Regions from separate parts of the Mus musculus genome. Here region 2 is linked to region 1. Evidence: chromatin contacts called from ENCODE POLR2A ChIA-PET data. All regions are on one chromosome and are shown on one strand. Each heading gives the region's core, a stretch centred on a gene start or an enhancer-like site at or near the end of the contact. The rest is flanking DNA. Distances are from core to core; before and after follow the strand shown. Region 1 holds the start of H2aw (H2A.W histone). Region 2 holds the start of Iba57 (IBA57 homolog, iron-sulfur cluster assembly).

Evidence for each region. ChIA-PET counts read pairs that join two places held with the same protein, here RNA polymerase II (POLR2A).
Region 2: POLR2A ChIA-PET joins it to region 1 with 15 read pairs in Patski. The contact joins the promoter of Iba57 here to the promoter of H2aw in region 1. POLR2A ChIA-PET finds 5 or more read pairs at or near these places in 3 of 5 experiments (Patski and embryonic stem cell).

Annotation. Positions count from the first base shown.
Region 1 is chr11:58,951,215-58,955,969 of GRCm38, forward strand. It overlaps H2aw (H2A.W histone), which reads left to right and starts at 3,471. Exons shown (of 1, transcript NM_178218.4): 1 at 3,471-3,978. The coding sequence starts at 3,524. The coding sequence ends at 3,916. It also overlaps the pseudogene H2bu1-ps and a transcript of Trim17 not described here.
Region 2 is chr11:59,161,029-59,165,700 of GRCm38, forward strand. Iba57 (IBA57 homolog, iron-sulfur cluster assembly) reads right to left here and starts at 2,717. Exons shown (of 3, transcript NM_173785.6): 1 at 2,323-2,717. The coding sequence starts at 2,663.

The sequences.
Region 1 (4,755 bases), core at 2,221-4,720:
AAGAGCACCTCTTCTAACTTCTGCACAAATTCGGTGCACATAAACACAGGAAAAACCACTCATAGCTAAAATTAAAAAAAAAAAAAAGAATAGTTGGCACCAGGGGCTGGCCATGCAGCTCTGTATGTAATACCAAAAGCCCCAGAGGCCTTGACTGTCACTTGGCATCAGCGCAGAGAATCACATTCCATCGTTTTGAGTGCAAATCCCGTTTGTTTTATTTGGTGACAGGGTCTCATTATGAAGCTCTGGATAGCCTGGAACCTGATATGCACACTACACTGTCCTTGAGCACACAAAGATCCACCTGTCTCTTTTCCCAACTGCTGCCGTTACAGGACTATGCCATGTCTGGCTTTCAAATCCTCTATTTTTGAGACCATTAAAAATACTAACAGTGGTGGTGTGTGCCTTTTATAACAGCACCCAGGAGGCAGAGAAGGGAGAACTCTGAACGCCACACCAGTCTGGGCTACAGAGTGCAGTCGAGACAGAGACAGGCAGAGACAGAGAGACACAGAAAGAGACAGAGACAGAATGTGAAAGACCTGTTGACAGGCCTCGCTTCTGATGGTGGATCAGAGTTCACGTTTTCCATCATAGCTAAGGAGCAAATGTATTGGATAAGGCAAGCATGACAAGATGCCCTTATTTCTATCTATTATTTCTTGTTCTATCTGTTTATTTCTGTCTTCTTAAGAGAGATCAAAGGAAAGTCGTTTATACGCCACACACTGACTGTCTGTGCCCAGGAATGAATTTGAAATAATAATCCGGGCAGTCGGACAAAAGGGACTGAGCTGCATCTCAGTGGAGAACCTTGGCTAAGCCTAGAGGTCTGAGGTTTGAGTCTCCAGCTAACCCCTCCTGATTTAGTTAGGGTTTCTCTTCCTGCACAAACATCATGACCAAGAAGCAAGTAGGGAAGAAAGAGTTTATTCCGCTTACATTTCCAAACTGCTGTTCATCACTGAAAGAAGTCAGGACTGGAACTCAAGCAGGTCAGGGAGCAGGAGCTGATGCAGAGGCCATGGAGGGATGTTCCTTACTGGCTTGCTTCCCCTGGCTTTCTCAGCATGCTCTCTTATATAACCTAAGACTACCAGCCCAGAGATGGTCCCATCCACAAGGGCCTTTCCCCCTTGATCACTAATTGAGAAAATGCCTTACAGTTGGATCTCATGGAGGCATTTCCTCAACTGAAGCTCCTTTCTCTGTGATAACCCCAGCCTGTGTTGTTGACACAAAACCAGCCAGTATACCTCCTCCCATCAAACCTAAGTGAAAGACTAGTTTTACTAAAACTAAATGGTTCATGTCTTAACCGATTCTCCACCGTCCCTGTGTCCTTTTTTTTTAAAAAAAAATACCGAGATAATTTAGTTGGCATGTTTAAATTTCAATAGACAATTCTGGAAGCAGCAAATAGTTAAATGTAATATACATGTAACTGTTGTTGGCAGAAGGAAAATAAGAGAGATATTTTCAAAGAGAATAATATGAAATATCTTTTTAAGAATTATTTTGACCTGACTTGTATTAAATTGATGAAGCAATAGGTATTTTCAAGAATGGTTTTAAAAAAATGATTTTTAAAAAAATTCCTGGTTTGTCATTTGTATCTTTGCAGTTACTTGAACTTCAGATAAAAATGCTTCAGATGCTAACTTTAAAACACATGATGCTATCAAAAACCCTTTTCTGTGGACCAAGCTGGAAAGCAGAAGGTGGCACAGCTACTGTAGGAAGTTCAAGCAGAGATAGCCTCCCCTCAAATGCCAAATGTCAAATGCCTGAGTCCAGATGAGAGGGGCTCCCTTTGACAACTTGGTAAAAAAATAAAATGTACGTAGTATTCCCTGCTGGTGACTATAGGATTCTCAATATGTCTCGTAACAACTCAAATAATTATCACGAATCCTCTTTTCATAAATAAAAGCCAAACCAAGGAAAGTGGTGATCTTTCCACAGGTAAAATTCCCTGCCCAAACGTTCTCCATAAAAATGACATTCTCCCCAGTGTAGGGGAATGCCAGGGCCAGGAAGCAGGCAGGAGTGGGTGGGTTGGTGAGCAGGGGAAGGAGGAGGAAATAGGGTGTTTTCGGAGGGGAAACCAGAAAGGGAGATAGGATTTGAAATGTAAATAAAGAAAATATCTAATAAAAAAATTTTTAATGACGTTCTCCAAATAAATGCTGAGTGTGGATTATTCTTTTACTAATGCTTCACAGAAAATTATGCAGCTTTAGGGGAACAACTCTTGCTCAAAACAACGGAACTCTTTCCCACCTCCCATCCCCTAACCACTGAAACTGCTTGCTGGCAGCTCAGGCTAATTACATCCTAGCTCCTGCACACAGGCTTTGCGGTGTGCCGCCCCTCCCCCCGCCCCGTTTCCAGCATACTGCTAGTGCAGGGTTTATTGACATGATATAATGTCAGAATAGTTTTCAGGGGCTAAAGACGCCTCTCTATTCCAGAAAAGGATGGAAAGGGTGCTAAAGGGAACACAGATTCAGAGGCCACCAAGGGGGCCCACATCCAGAATACCACCTCACTGTGACCTCGCCCACCGAAACTTCAGGCTTGGGGAGAGGACTCACGCCCCTTGCCTGCTCCTGCAGCTGTCGTTCACACTCTACGCTTAGGAAGGGCAAAGCAGCCATACCCCCACATTTCTCGCTCAAAAATCGGACTTGGCCGCACCCAGTGTCAGGGAACGCCTCGGGCGCGTGGCAATCGTCAGTGGCCCGCACTGTGTTCAAGACCCTTTTAACGACTGTATGGGTGGCTCTGAAAAGAGCCTTTGAATTGAGGGCACCCTCGCCGCGCCTCACTTGGAGCTGGTGTATTTGGTGACTGCCTTGGTGCCCTCGGACACAGCATGCTTGGCCAGCTCCCCGGGCAGCAGCAGGCGCACGGCTGTCTGCACCTCGCGGGACGTGATGGTCGAGCGCTTGTTGTAATGCGCCAGGCGGGAGGCCTCGCTGGCGATGCGCTCGAAGATGTCATTGACGAACGAGTTCATGATGCCCATGGCCTTAGACGAGATGCCGGTGTCCGGATGCACCTGCTTCAGCACCTTGTACACGTAGATGGAGTAGCTCTCCTTGCGGCCCCGTTTGCGTTTCTTGCCATCCTTTTTCTGCGCCTTGGTGACCGCCTTTTTGGAGCCTTTCTTGGGGGCTGGAGCTGATTTGGATGGATCAGGCATAATGTCTAGTTGTACTACGGAAACGCGGACGCCCCTGTAGCAAGAATATTTGTATGCCTTGCATTCAAATGAAGGATCAGGCATCACTCCCTTTGATTGAATACAATTTTACATTACGTCATCGCGGGGTAAGGCATATGCAAATTAGGAAGGCTCCGCGTTCTTTTCTGATTGGTTCTTGTTGGCATCCAATAGGAAGGTGCAGTCTAGCCTCCCTCCTGATCATATATAAGAGCTTGCTGGCGCTTACGAATTCGTTTTCGCTAGGTTTCTTTTCTGTTTTTGCGTACTTTTGGTTATCAGTGGAAGATGTCTGGTCGTGGCAAGCAGGGCGGCAAAGCTCGTGCAAAAGCGAAGTCTCGTTCTTCCCGTGCCGGCCTGCAGTTTCCAGTGGGCCGTGTGCACCGCCTTCTCCGTAAGGGTAATTATTCGGAGCGGGTCGGCGCTGGTGCCCCGGTGTACCTGGCGGCTGTGCTAGAATATCTGACTGCTGAGATCCTGGAATTGGCTGGTAATGCGGCCCGCGACAATAAGAAGACGCGAATCATCCCGCGCCACCTGCAGTTGGCCATCCGCAACGACGAGGAGCTCAACAAGCTGCTGGGCCGCGTGACCATCGCGCAGGGCGGCGTCCTGCCCAACATCCAGGCCGTGCTACTGCCCAAGAAGACCGAGAGCCACCACAAGGCCAAGGGCAAGTGAGGCCCCTACCGGTCGTTAGTGCGACTTTTACAGACACCAAAGGCTCTTTTCAGAGCCACCCACAACCTCATTAGAAAGCGCTGTACACTGAGCCTGTCGCCAGTTACTGGCCAGGCCAGTTCTCCTGACTCCTTCCGTGCATTCCTGCATCCCTGTGCGGCGCTTGGGGAGCTCAAGGGAGACCAACGGCTTCATCTGCGGGTGGCCTGCGGGCCGTTGGAGGCGTTCGAGTTTCTCCCCACCACTCCGTGTCAGACACAAGGTTGCAGTTAACGTTCGTGTTTGGACATTAAGGGGATACTTAATAATAGAAATTAGTATAAGGTTCTGGTTTAGATGCTAGTGTTTCTATTGAAACTGGGTTAAATTGACATGTTCAAGTCTTCCAGTTAGGACGGGGTTTTCAAAGGTTTCTGAGGGGAGACTTGGTATTTCAAATCTACTTGTTTATATAAATGTTCTGTTACAAGGCGATTTACAACTTTGGAGTTTTGCTGGTTTCCTTTGTGGGGGTGGGGAGCCGGTCTCTAGGCTGCTTCAGCCTGCTTAGTGGTAGGATTACAGATGAGCATGGTGGTCCTGCAGGCCTTTGGAACTGGTTAATCGGATCCACTTAAGTAGCTTAACCTTGGGGAGCAAAGTGATTTGTCAGGTTCTGGTTAAACTAGGTGTGAGAGTACAGCAGTGTCCTTTGTCATAAAGTTTAAAGCAGCATCATACTAAGGACATGCTTTTATAGATGATTGTGACTTCTTTAAGCAGCATGACGAATGGTTGAGTTACAGGTAAATCAGGAGCGTGGTTGGGAAAGGGAGAGGAGGGGGTTAAATGAGTTACCT
Region 2 (4,672 bases), core at 1,467-3,966, 210 kb after region 1:
AAAAGGACTGTCAGGCAGAGAGTCAGACGACCCCACAGCAGCACTTCCATGCAGCAGAGGGCCCTACTAACAGCACAGATCCCACCAGGGTTGTTTAAAATGGTTTTTATCAGACATTTTGCCATTACAGGTCTCACTGAATTCTAGATGATCTTGCAACCACTTTCAATTTGGCCAAATGGACAGCAGCTCCCTGGTAGCCTAGAAGAGGATCTGCTGTAACTATTGCTAAAGATGCAGCGTTATGGCTGTCCAAAACACAATCCTCAGTCATTACGAAGGTTGCCGATAGGCAAGTCTGTGATTGGTCCAAACATCCTTTCTGGGGCGATACAAACAGGCTGTGAAGGCTCACTTAGTGAGGTTGTGGGAAGACTTTCCTGAGCTTTGCCCCAGTGTGGGAGCAGCAGGCCCGAGAAAAGGCTTCTCTCCATTTTCTTTTCTTGCTTTCTGTAGTGTGGGCTGGGCTGGTAACAGAAAGAAGCAGCAGAGACAGCAGAGGTCAGCAGAGGCGGTGGAACTGCAGTGGTGGCGGCAGCAGCTGAGCAGTTGACAAGCCAAAGCTGCAGGGAAGGCAAGCCTGCCAGCTGTCTGACAGCTGAAGCGACAGCTGAGCAGTTCAACAACAGCCTGGGCAGGAAGAAAGATGGCAGACAGAGAGTGATAGCAAGCTGAGACTGAAGAAGGAGAAACGATTACAAAGAGCCAGAGAAGAGAAACTGCAGACCCAAGTCACTGAAGAGTCCAGGGAGCTGCCAATCAAACCTTCAGAGCCAAGGGTCTGAGACCCTGTGTAGAGGAGCAGTGACAACAGCTGGTATCAACAGCTAAGGAATCTCAACTTCCATAGCCCGTACAAGAGCTGTAACACTGGCTGCTGCCAAGACTAGAGGAATCCCTATATGAGGTCCACAAGACCTGTAAACACATGCAGGACCAAGGCTGAAGACGCTTAGGGTCTTTAACACGAGAGGGCAACTGCTTCTATACTAGCAACCACTGCCAATCACCATGAGGAATGGAAGCCACCAAAGACTAGCGCTTGAATCAACTCCAGCTGCCTATTGGTAACATGGAGAGATGATGGCGACCTGGAAACACAGGCAGATCCAAGGCTCCAGTATGGAGTCCATGCATGTTTTCTACAAAGGGCAATGACTGGCTTAGGCTTAAGGCCCTGAGTCACCACAGCCCGAACACTGCCTGGAAGACACCATCCCAGGGTTCACACAGAACTCTATATGCCAAAGCATCACAGTGGGTCTGGCCCATGGGTTGTCATTTGCTGACACAGTTCTAGATTCAGAGATTCACTAAGCGAAGTAATGTGGGAAAAGGATCTCTAGGAAGCACATCACTGTGGCCTTTCAGCACCTGGAGACAGGCACTCTAGATTTCCCCCCACAGAATGCAGACAACTACTGGATAGTGGTGCCATGGCTGTCAATTCTCATCCACCACTCTCATCCTGGAATAGCTACCCTCAGGGGTTCAGGAACTGTTCTCCAGATATGAGGATTCCCCATATACTCCCAATGAGCATCTAGGGGCTACTGAAGAGGCTCACCAAAAACCAACTTGGAAAGACACCGGGTAGCTGAGACAGGCAGCCAGGCCTGGACTTTGGTAGGAGTCAAGGGACAGCTCAGGGACAGGATAGGGAGGGCGGGTCTTCACATGCCTACTAGACAATGCTGAGACTTCACGACTTAGATCCTATAAAGGTGAGCAGCTGAAGACTCAATGCTATAGACGCAGGCCCTGCCCAGACTGGCCAGCAAACACTATTTACAGTCACAGTCAGGTCTGCTGTATAGATAATGAGACCATACAGGCAAACAGCTGGCACTGCAAAGAGGAACCAGAAATAAGGGAAAAACTGGATTCTCAGAACACTGGGACAATCTGTCACTGTGGAGAGGCTGTGCAGAGAGTGGCTTTTTGAATAAAGTCCCACGAACCAGCGAAATCTTTCTAAGAAGTGAGGAGGGAGGGACAAAGCTGAAGCACCCATCTTGAAAATAACTCCAGAAGCTTCTGACTTGACTGGTTGGGGTCCCAGGCACAACGCTCTGTGCAAGTAACTAGCGCAACCTGGATGCCTTCCATGGGACATCCGCCTCTAGGTGACCCCTTCCCTAAGTCTAGATTGTCCTCAGAAAGTCATTTCCAGAATAATCTAATTATGCCTCTTCCCAAGGGTGTCTAGCCAGTATTCCCTAGAAATCTTATCCTGGACATCCTTCCTGGGATTCTGGAGGTCTGCTCCCTCAGCACTCTAACGACCCTACTGCCCCGCCCTGCTGCCCCGCCCAAGCTCACCCATACAGAATGACGTCATAGAGCGTGCGTCCCTGCACATTCAGGAAATGGGCATACGCCGCACGCGCAGAGGGCTGAGCCGCGCCGGTCGGAGGCCCCGAAAGCGGCAGCTCATTGGTCGATAGTCCCAACAGGAAGGGTGCAGCGTCCGGGCCGCGCACGCGCACTAAGGCGCGCCCGTCCAGCCGGAAGCAAGTCCAGGCCACACCGTCCGCGGGGTTGCTGCCAAGAAGGCCAAAGCCACGGGCTAGGCAGTGACTCGCGGTCCCGCTCAGCCGCCAGTGCCAAGCTGGGCTTCTGCGCCCCACAGCCGCGCCCCGAAGCAGCGCCACCGCTGCCATCTTGGGCGCTAAGTGAAGGCGGGCACCACAGCGGCCCCGGGCGGCGGCGGCGGCGGCGGCGGCTGGCGACGCGCGTGCGTGGGGGGGAAAGTGGGCGGGACCTCAGCCAGTGGATGGGTGCGCAAGCCCAGATAAACACCAAGGCTAGAGCCACCCGGTGACCCTTTCCTTAGTTGGCTCCTGGTCAAACCGCTTGTGGTCGTGGTAAATAAGTAAACATGAAATCTGCCATCTTACCTCGGTCCTGGTGTGCAATCCCAGCCAGCCTCTCGGGGGGCAGAGGCAGGAGGATGCGTGTTCAAGACCTGCCTGTGCAACTTAAAATGAATATCCTGTCTCCGAATAAAAAGTTGAAGATAGATAGCTCAGTGGTAGAGCATTTCCTAGCAGGCAGGAAGCCATGGTTCCCATCCCCAGTACTGCCCAGAAAAAAAGGAGGAAAAAAGTTAGGCATTTCCTTGTTCACGGTTAAATACGAACAGTATAAAATGTATTATCTTCACCACTGTTACTTTGTTATTGCTATACTAAACATGACCAAAAGCAACTTGGGAAGAAAAGGGGTTCACTTCATTTGAAAACTCTCAGGTCACACCCACTTACAGAGAGAACTCAGGGCAGGAACTGAAGCAGAAGCCCTGGAAGAGGGCTCTTACCGGCCAGCTTCTGATGGCTTGTCCAGCCTGCTTTTTGATACGACCCAGGAGCACCTGTCCACAGTGAGCTGGGCCCTCTCACATCAGTCATTGATGTGATATAAGCCAAGACCTGTTTAGAGGCCAAGCTTATGGAGGCGTTTTCTGAATCTTCCCAGATATCGCTAGGCTTGTGGCAAGTTGATGAAAGCCAGCCAGCGAGACCACTTTTAGTGCATTTATATCGGCATTGTTCAAACGGCTGCGCAGCCCTCACTATCATCCAACTCCAGAACTTTTTATCTCCCAATCATCCAACTCCAGAACGTTGACTCCTCCCAGAACACACACTCAGCCGCTGGTGCCCACAGTTGGCTTTCTGCCCTTGTGGGTTGGAAGCCTCTGAGAACCAGTGCCTGTCCTCTTGCACCTGGCTCTCTTCATGGAGCACCCATCCTCAGTATAGCACGTATCAGAATTCCCTTCCCTTTTTAAGAATTGTATTTTATAGCTGGGCATGGTGGCACACACCTTTAATCCCAGCACTTGGGAGACAGAGGCAGGTGGATTTCTGAGTTTGAGGCCAGCCTGGTCTACAGAGTGAGTTCCAGGACAGCCAGGGCTATACAGAGAAATCCTGTATCGAAAAAAAATTTTTTTATTACGGTAATGCCTACCTTTCCCTATGTGCTGAGCTGGCAACGGGTACTTGGGAGGTCTCCAATTCTTGGAGCCAGGAAAAGTGTTGCTATGAAAACAACTACACGGATGTCTCTTTGAGTCCCTGTTCTTGGGTCTTTGGGGCATACTGGATCATATTGCTACCAGGGAAACTGGAGTTCCTTTTGTGTGTTCTTAGTCTTATTAACAAAAGAATTTCGAAATGGACTTGGAGCTTGGTAGTGGCGCATGCCTTTAACACCAGCATTGGCTGGGCAGAGGCAGGCAGGTCTCTGTAAGCCCTGGCTAGTCTACAGAGCTAGTATCAAGACAGTCAGGGATACACAAATAAGCCCTATCTTGTGGGAAGGGGAGAAGAAAATTAACAGTTGAGAGAAAAACCTACAAAGAAAGTAGATGTGTTGCATAGTTCTTTTATGTCAACTTGACACAGGCTAAAGTCATCTGAGAGGAAGGAACCGCAATTAAGAAAATGCCTCCATAAGATCTGGCTTTAGGCACGTCTGTATGGCATTTTCTTAATTAGTGATTGATGGAGGAGGGCCAGGCCCATTGTGAGTAGGGCCATCCCTGGGCTGCTTGTCCTGGATTCTATAAGAAAGCAGACTGAACAAACCATGCTTCGGAGCAAAGCCACTATGCAGCATCCCTCCCCTCCCCTCCCCTGCCCTCCTCTCCCCTCCCCTCCCCTCC